Regions from separate parts of the Homo sapiens genome. Here regions 1 and 3 are each linked to region 2. A link is an interaction called in ENCODE POLR2A ChIA-PET data of the cell type or tissue named here. Cell type or tissue: A673. All regions are shown on one strand. Region 1 overlaps RAB14 (RAB14, member RAS oncogene family). Region 2 has its middle 16 kb from the start of PHF19. Region 3 overlaps B3GALT9 (beta-1,3-galactosyltransferase 9).

What was found. ChIA-PET counts read pairs that join two places held together with the same protein. Peaks named below come from ENCODE experiments on the same cell type or tissue, not always from the same donor. Only the 100,000 strongest peaks of a DNase experiment are listed, where the experiment ranks them.
Region 1: POLR2A ChIA-PET joins it to region 2 with 7 read pairs; 4 of 35 experiments call an interaction of 5 or more read pairs at or near these places.
Region 3: POLR2A ChIA-PET joins it to region 2 with 6 read pairs; 11 of 35 experiments call an interaction of 5 or more read pairs at or near these places.

What each region holds. Positions count from the first base shown.
Region 1 is chr9:121,187,974-121,190,473 of GRCh38, reverse strand. All of the region lies in intron 4 of RAB14 (RAB14, member RAS oncogene family), which reads left to right. Among named protein-coding and RNA genes, the nearest start is that of RAB14, 13 kb to the left of the region's middle. In A673, no CTCF peak of the experiment used is centred here; no DNase peak of the experiment used is centred here; H3K27ac peaks cover 527 bases.
Region 2 is chr9:120,891,530-120,894,029 of GRCh38, reverse strand. It overlaps a transcript of PHF19 not described here. Among named protein-coding and RNA genes, the nearest start is that of PHF19, 16 kb to the right of the region's middle. RefSeq lists an enhancer at 1,190-1,409. In A673, no CTCF peak of the experiment used is centred here; a DNase peak (open chromatin) is centred at 1,089.
Region 3 is chr9:120,801,708-120,804,207 of GRCh38, reverse strand. B3GALT9 (beta-1,3-galactosyltransferase 9) reads right to left here. Exons shown (of 3, transcript NM_001386823.1): 3 at 2,421-2,500. Among named protein-coding and RNA genes, the nearest start is that of B3GALT9, 9.5 kb to the right of the region's middle. In A673, no CTCF peak of the experiment used is centred here; no DNase peak of the experiment used is centred here.

The DNA.
Region 1 (2,500 bases), 300 kb before region 2:
TTTAGTTTGTAATTGTATGACTGTGAATGAACTTACTTGTTTTTTATGGTTTCTTAAGTTGCCATGTAAAACTTGATATAACACATTGATATTTTCCAAAAGTTTTTATGACTGAAGAAAAATTTAGGGAGTTAGTTATTGGGTGAAGCTAATAGAAGAATACAGTTCTGAAAAGCAGCTTCAGTTGAATGATTTGAGGAGAAATAATATTTTATATAAAATGTTCTTTTAAGTAGAAAGCAAGCAACTCACTCTTGGGACTTACTCTATTTAGTCTCTAGTGTTAAAGTTTACACCTCTCAAAAGAAGGCCAAGCAAAGAGTTTTGCTAGTCCAGCATGGTAGATTATAAAAAACTTTATGCTTGCATCTGAAGGTGTTTGAGTATTTATTTACTAATTTTTTTTTCTCTTAAAATGGATAGAAATGACTTCAAATACTACATGCAGTAGGTTTAAATTTATTTCAACATGACTGTTTCTGGAATTCCAAAGCACTTGATGTAAAGTAATAAAACTACTGTACATAAAGGTTTGACTTTGGAGAACATGGAAAACTGTGCCACTTGATTAGACCCTGCACTGTTTGTCTACTGTAAGCTAGAAAATGAACTGGATCACCTTTCATGTTGATGTAAAGTGCCAGTCAAAAGCAATGTGACTCTGTTTCTTGGGGGTAAAGATGGGCGAGTGGGACCAAGTGATAATTAGAGTTTAAAGCATATTTCCTTTCGGAAAATGCCTTAAAAGGTTTCCTCTTGATGTGTCATAATGTGCGTTAGCATATTAAGACTCTGGGAAGTTCTGCAGTAAGAAATTCTTTGCTGTATGACTTTATTTAATTTGGTGTTTCCTAAGCTTATTTTATTGAGGAACACACTTTGGGAAATGCTGCCTTAGAATAAAGATATTGACTAATTATAATTATAGTGCCTAAAGTTTTCAGTAAATTCTAGAATTGGGTGGCCTCAAAGGGAAACAAGCCTTAATGCCCTTCATTATAGCCAGGCAATCTGTGATATGATCAAGAGTATTATGGGAAGACTGTTAATAAACCTGGCCGCCTACGCAGAACTGTCTGATTTTATAAGGAATGCATTTCTGAAGACTTCACATAATTAAAAACTCAATAAAATTTAAGTATGGTGATGTGTGCTAAGAATATTGTTTTTGCTTTTAAGCATATCTTTTAAGCATAGTTAATACTTTTGGTAAAATCTGTGTCTATTCAAGTCATCAAAAAAAGTACTTCAGCTGGGAACAACCAGAACATGCATCAACTGATGAATGGATAAACACTGTGATATATCCATACAATGAAATGTTACTCAGCTATAAGGAAGAAGGAAATACTGATACAGGCCACAACATAGATGAAACTTGAAAACATTATGCTAAGTGGAAGAAACCAGACACTAAGAGACACATACTGTATGATTTCATTTATGAAATATCGAGAATTTATATTCTGGTAAATTTATAGAGAAAGAAAGTGGATTGCCAGAGGATGGGAGTGAGTGACTTCTAAGTGAGTTCAGAGTTTCTCTCTGGGGTGATGAAAATGTTCTAGAATTAGATAGTGGTGATCAGTGCACAGGTTTGTAACTATCCTTAAAACAACTAAATTACGTACTTTAAAAGAATAAGCTTTATGATATGTTCATTATATTGTAATAAAAACTGTTACTGGAAAAGAGTACCCGAGGCTTTAGTCAGGCGCTAAAGTGATACTTTATAGTGACTTTGGTGTTGCAGTCATGACAGCAATTTTTTTCTGTTATTCTTTGACATTTTACAAACGTAAAAGTCCCTTTTTATTTTTGTCATTAACTCTCATTGTTACAGGGTGCTTTTCTAAATTGACAGCGTAGCTTGTCGTGACAGTTGTTTTGCCATAACATTTTGACATATCTAGTATTTTAGCACTTTTTTTTTAGTACTAGTACCACCAATTAATATTTGAATAATATTTATTTATAGATTTAAAATTATAATTATAGTGAATATTAAATTAATAACAATTACCAGAATCATTGGCAGAAGTTATAGTACATGTAAGTAATATGGTTTATATGATTTTGGTACTAGGCTTTTCTGTGTACTTCACTCTCTGTGTCAGCTTTGAAATTTTAAAGTTCATCAAAGTCAGTAGAAATGTTCGGACTTGTTTAAGGTTTATGCATGAAGTAGTAAAACATACCTGTTGTATAAAGTCAAGATATGCCAATAATACGAATATCAAACACAGATAAGGCTTGTGCTTTTTAAAAATTGTATTTTATCATTGTTTACTTAGAAAATTCTAAAACATTGGGGGGAAAGGGGCTATTTTGATATATATGACTTTTTTGACATCTAAGTGGTGATTTATGAATAATATGATGTAACACAATAAAAGTCTGACTAAGGAGTTCTTTTCAGTTCTCATTGGGAAAGAACTATATACTTTGAATAACAGATTTTCTATGAGAACTGGCAGCTAGAGATCATGGAATATATTCA
Region 2 (2,500 bases):
TTGTGAAAACTGGGAGCGCTGGGTGGGCCCCACATGGTTTGAGTCAGTAGTTCTGGAGTGAGGCTGGAGATTTTGCATTTATAAGAGCTCCCAGTCTAGGCTGATGCTCCAGGTCTGGAGCTACACTTTGAGAACCACTGCCCTATGCAACAGTGCCTCTTATGAATAAATTTTAGGCCCTTAGGGAAACCTACAACTCACCATAGACCACCTTCCATCGCAGGGATCTATATGATGTATTTTCTCCCTCGTAACAGTATTAGAGAGTTGCTTTCCTGACTGTCTGCCTGGTGTCCAACCCTCAGAGGGAGTGAGCCCCAGACACTACATTCAGTCATCTCTGAGTGCACCTCCTGTGCACTGCATGACGTGTGCTTTCTAAAGCATGCGTGCATCTGTCAAGCAAAAGGTCAAGGAACCGTTCAAAGATGAATTTGCTCACTTAAGTGATGACCAGGAGAGGGATCAGTCAGGGCTGGGAAGCTTGCAGAAAACTGCCAGAGGCTTCCAGAAAGGGAATGTACAGGGCTAGGGCTAGAGATTGGATGACGGGGGCAGACAGGACAGGGTCTTTAGCACATAAGCATGCTGAGAGGGGAGTGATGGGGCAGCCACACTCAGACAGGGAGCCACCTGCCATCACTGCTATAATCAGAGGGGCCCTGGTGTGGAGGGGAGCAGAGACCTGGGACAAGGAGCTGAGGGAATCGAGAGCTTCTGGAAGGCCTCCCCATTTTATTGACCCAGTGAATCCATGTGGTTTCTCTGTCACACTCTAGCTGGCTTGAGCAAAGGGAGAGCGTCCTCACTCATGTTGCACACATTACTGCCTTTACTAAGTCATTTAACAATGACATTCATAGATGAGGGTATTTCTGGTGTTGAAATAATCACAGCTGCCACTTATTAAGTGCCTGTTACATGCTAGGCACTTTACATCATCTTACTCAATCCTCCCAGCAACTCTGATAAGGTGGCACTGAGATTGTCCCCATTGTACAGACGAGGAAACTGAGGCTAAGAGAGGTTAGTCAGCTTGGCTAAGGTCCCAGTCGCTAGGAAATGGCAGGGCTATTGTCTTTCCATCTCTAAACTGCTGCTTTCCACTCTACCATCCTGCCCTCATTTCCTGAACACCTGCTCTGTGCAAGGCCCTGTGTGCAACCACAAAATGAATCATTCAAGTAGTCATGTATTCAATAACCCTTTTTTTCAGCACTTACTATTTTTATGGGCTTATTTATTTATAGCATGCCTTATTTCAGAAAGCACTTAACTTCTTTATTTGATATACAAGCATAAAATTTTACAGGAGTGGTCATGTGACAAGCATCAAACGAAAAACAGAAGTTGGAAAGGTCAGAAGCACCCAGGAATGACAGGTATACAAGTGTGGACCTTGAGGTCCTATATGCCATGGGGACAGGCCACAAATTGCCCTCTGACCTTTCTAGCAGCTAAAACTTGATCCCACGCAATTCAGTGTCCATAAGACACTGGCACACCATTGCTGAGGCAAATCAAAACTCTATTAGGCCCTGAGACCTGAGAGGTATTTTTTTAGAGAGTTGGCATGAAGAGAACACTGTTAAACGTGAGGAACAATGTCCCCAAACAGCCTCCCAATTGCACGTACGGCACAAGTCTCAGGGGCCGTTTCCTGTACCCGCTCCCCACCGCCTCCCCACTCCTACTCCGTGCTGGCCCAAGTCCCATAGCAGGAAAACAGCTCAAAAAAGAGAGAGCCGAGACAAGGCCAGGCAAGCACACCACCCTCTAGCTTCATCCACGTGTGGGGTTTGCCGCAAACATTGGTAATAGATGCTAAATTCAGGTCCCAGGTAAGTTTTGTTTGGTCTGAGCTGTGTACTTAAATGGCTTGAATTAGTTGTCAGCTTTAAACAAGTTTCACCTTTTTAAAAATTCAGATTTTTGGCATTCTCTTTTTAAAAAAGAGGGACTTGACAACATGGGGCCCACATTCCCAAAGGACAAGAATTTGCTAGAGCCAGTCGTTTTCCAGTCCCCGCATGGTCCCCTGGAGGCCTTTCTTTGCTTTGAACTTTCCTACCTGGCTCTGCAAGGCGTCAGGGGTTTGCAGCCTGTTTTAGGATGTTTTGAGCCCTGGCACATTTGTGTGCAGAAGGATCACCAGGAGACTTGTTTATAGCACAGGGTCCCTGGTCTGGCTCCTTGGATTTGGGGTGGGGCTCAGACAGGCATCCTTCTACCAGGTGACTGTGATGCTTCCGTCTCTCCTAACAAGCACGGAAGACTGGGTGGGGCCTGTGGGGGACTATACAGCTGCTCAATGCTACTGACTCAGATAAACAGATGACTAGTTTTCTTTCAACACAACAAATATGGCAAATATAGTGGGGTTCCGAGTTCAAGGTTATACTCCCCGAGGTGCCTGGAGTGCAGCTCCTCTAAGTGGCTGGGTGGGTCTTGAGTCGTGTGCTGTAAATTATGGTGGCGCTCCACCTGGGCTGCACCTTGA
Region 3 (2,500 bases), 90 kb after region 2:
CTACGTTAACAGAATGAAGGGGACAAAATTATATGAGCATCTCAATAGATGCAAAAAAGGCATATGGTAAAATTCAACATTTTTTCCTGATAAAAACTTTCAAAAATAAAGTATTAAAAGAATGTACCTCAACACAATAAAAGTCACACATGACAAACACATAGCTAACATCATTCTCAACAGAAAAATAAAGTTAAAAGCTTCTCCTCTAAAATCAGAAACAAGACAAGGATGCTCACTCTCACTTCTGTTCAGTATAGTATTGGAAGTCCTAGCCAGAGCAAATAGACAAGAAAAAGAAATAAAATTGGCTGGGTGCAGTGGCTAATGCCTGTAATCCCAGCACTTTGGGAGGCCGAGGCAGACGGATCACCTGAGGTCAGGAGTTCGAGACCAGCCTGGCCAACATGGTGAAACCTCTTCTCTATTAAAAATACAAAAATCAGCCGGGAGTGGTGATGGGTGCCTGTAATCCCAACTACTCGGGAGGCTGAGGCAGGAGAATCCCTTGAACCCAGGAGGCGGAGGTTGCGATGAGCTGAGATCACGCCATTGCACTCCAGCCTGGGCGACAGAGTGAGACTCCATCTCAAAAAAAAAAAAAAAAAAAGGAAAGAAAAAGAAATAAAATTAGCCAAATAGGCCAGGTGTGGCAGCTCACACCTGTAATCCCAACACTTTGGGAAGCTGAGGCAGGAGGATCACTGAGGCCAGGAGTTCAAGACCACCCTGGGCAACATGGCAAGATCCCATCTCTGTAAAAAATACAAAAATTATCTGGGCGAGGTGGTGCACACCTGTATTCTCAGCTACTCGGGGGGCTGAGGCAAGAGGATCTATTGAACTTGGGAGGTCAAGGATGCGGTGAGCTGTGTTCATGCCATTGCATTCCAGCCTGGGCAACAGAGCGAGATCTTGTCTTGAATATATATATATATATAATATAAAAATTAAAAATATATATATTTCCAAATAGGAAAGGAAGAAGTGAAACTGTCACTGTTTACTGACAATATGACCTTATAAGAGAAAACCCTAAAGACTCCATCAAAAACTGTTAGAACTGCACTGGGCATAGTGGCTCACGCCTGTAATCCCAGCATTTTGGGAGGCTGAGGTGGGCGGATCACCTGAGGTCAGGAGGTTGAGACTAGCCTGATCAATATGGTGAAACCCCGTCTCTACTAAAAATACAAAAATTAGCCGGGTGTGGTGGCGGGCGCCCGTAGTCCCAGCTACTCAGGAGGCTGAGACAGGGGAATTGCTTGAACCTGGGAGGCGGAGGTTGCAGTGAGCCGAGATCGTGCCACTGCACTCCAGCCTGGGCAACAGAGCGAGACTCCATCTCAAAAACAAAAACAAAAACAAAAAACAAACAAACAAAAACTGTTAGAACTGACAACCAAATTCAGTAAAGTTGCAGGGAAAAAAATCAACTTATGAAAATCAGTAGCATTTTCATATTCTAACAATGTACTATCTGAAAAAGAAAACTATCCTTTTTATAGTAGCATCAAAAGAAAAAAAACCCAAAATACTTAGGAGTAAATTTAAATAAGGAGGTAAAAAAATCTGTGTAATAAAAACTGTAAAATGTTGATGAAAGAAATTGAAGATGACACAAATTACAGAAAAGATATGCCACGTTCATGGATTGGAAGGACTAATGTTAAAATGTCCCTGCTACCTGAAGCCACATACAGATTCAATTCAAACTCTAGTAAAACTCCAATGATATTTTTCATGGAAATAGAAAAAAAATCCTAATATTCATATGAAAATGCAAAAATCTTTGAACAGCCAAAACAATCTTGAGCAAAAATAACAAAGCCGAAGGCATCATACTACTGGATTTGAACATCTGTTACAAAGCTACAGTAATCTAAACAGCATGTACACTATAAAAATAGACACACAGACCAATGGAACACAATAGAGAGCCCAGAAATAAATTCATTCATTGATAGTCAATTGATTTTTGATAAAGATGCCAAGAACACTGAATGGGAAAAAGATAGTCTTTACAATGAATGGTGCTGGGAAAACTGGATGGATATCTACCTGCAGAATAATAAAAGTATACCCTCATCTCACACTATATACAAAAATCAACTCACAACGGATTAAAGACTTAAATGTAAGACCTTAAATGTAAGACCTGTACAACTACTAGAAGAAAACATAGGTGGGGGAAGCTCCATGACATTGGTCTGGGCGAAGATTTTCTTGGCTATGACCCCTTAAGTATAGGCAACAAAAGCTAAAATAGACAAATGAGATAATACCAAACTATAAAGCTTGTGCATATCAAAAGCAGCAATCAGTGAAGAGATAAGCTATGGAATGGGAGAAAATATTTGCAAGCCATATATCTGTTCTGGGGTTAATATCCAAATAGATAAGGGACTCAAACAACACAATAGCATGAAAGCAAATCACTTTATTTATTTTATTTTATTTTGTTTTTTGAGATAGAGTCTCAGACTGTTGCCCAGGCTGG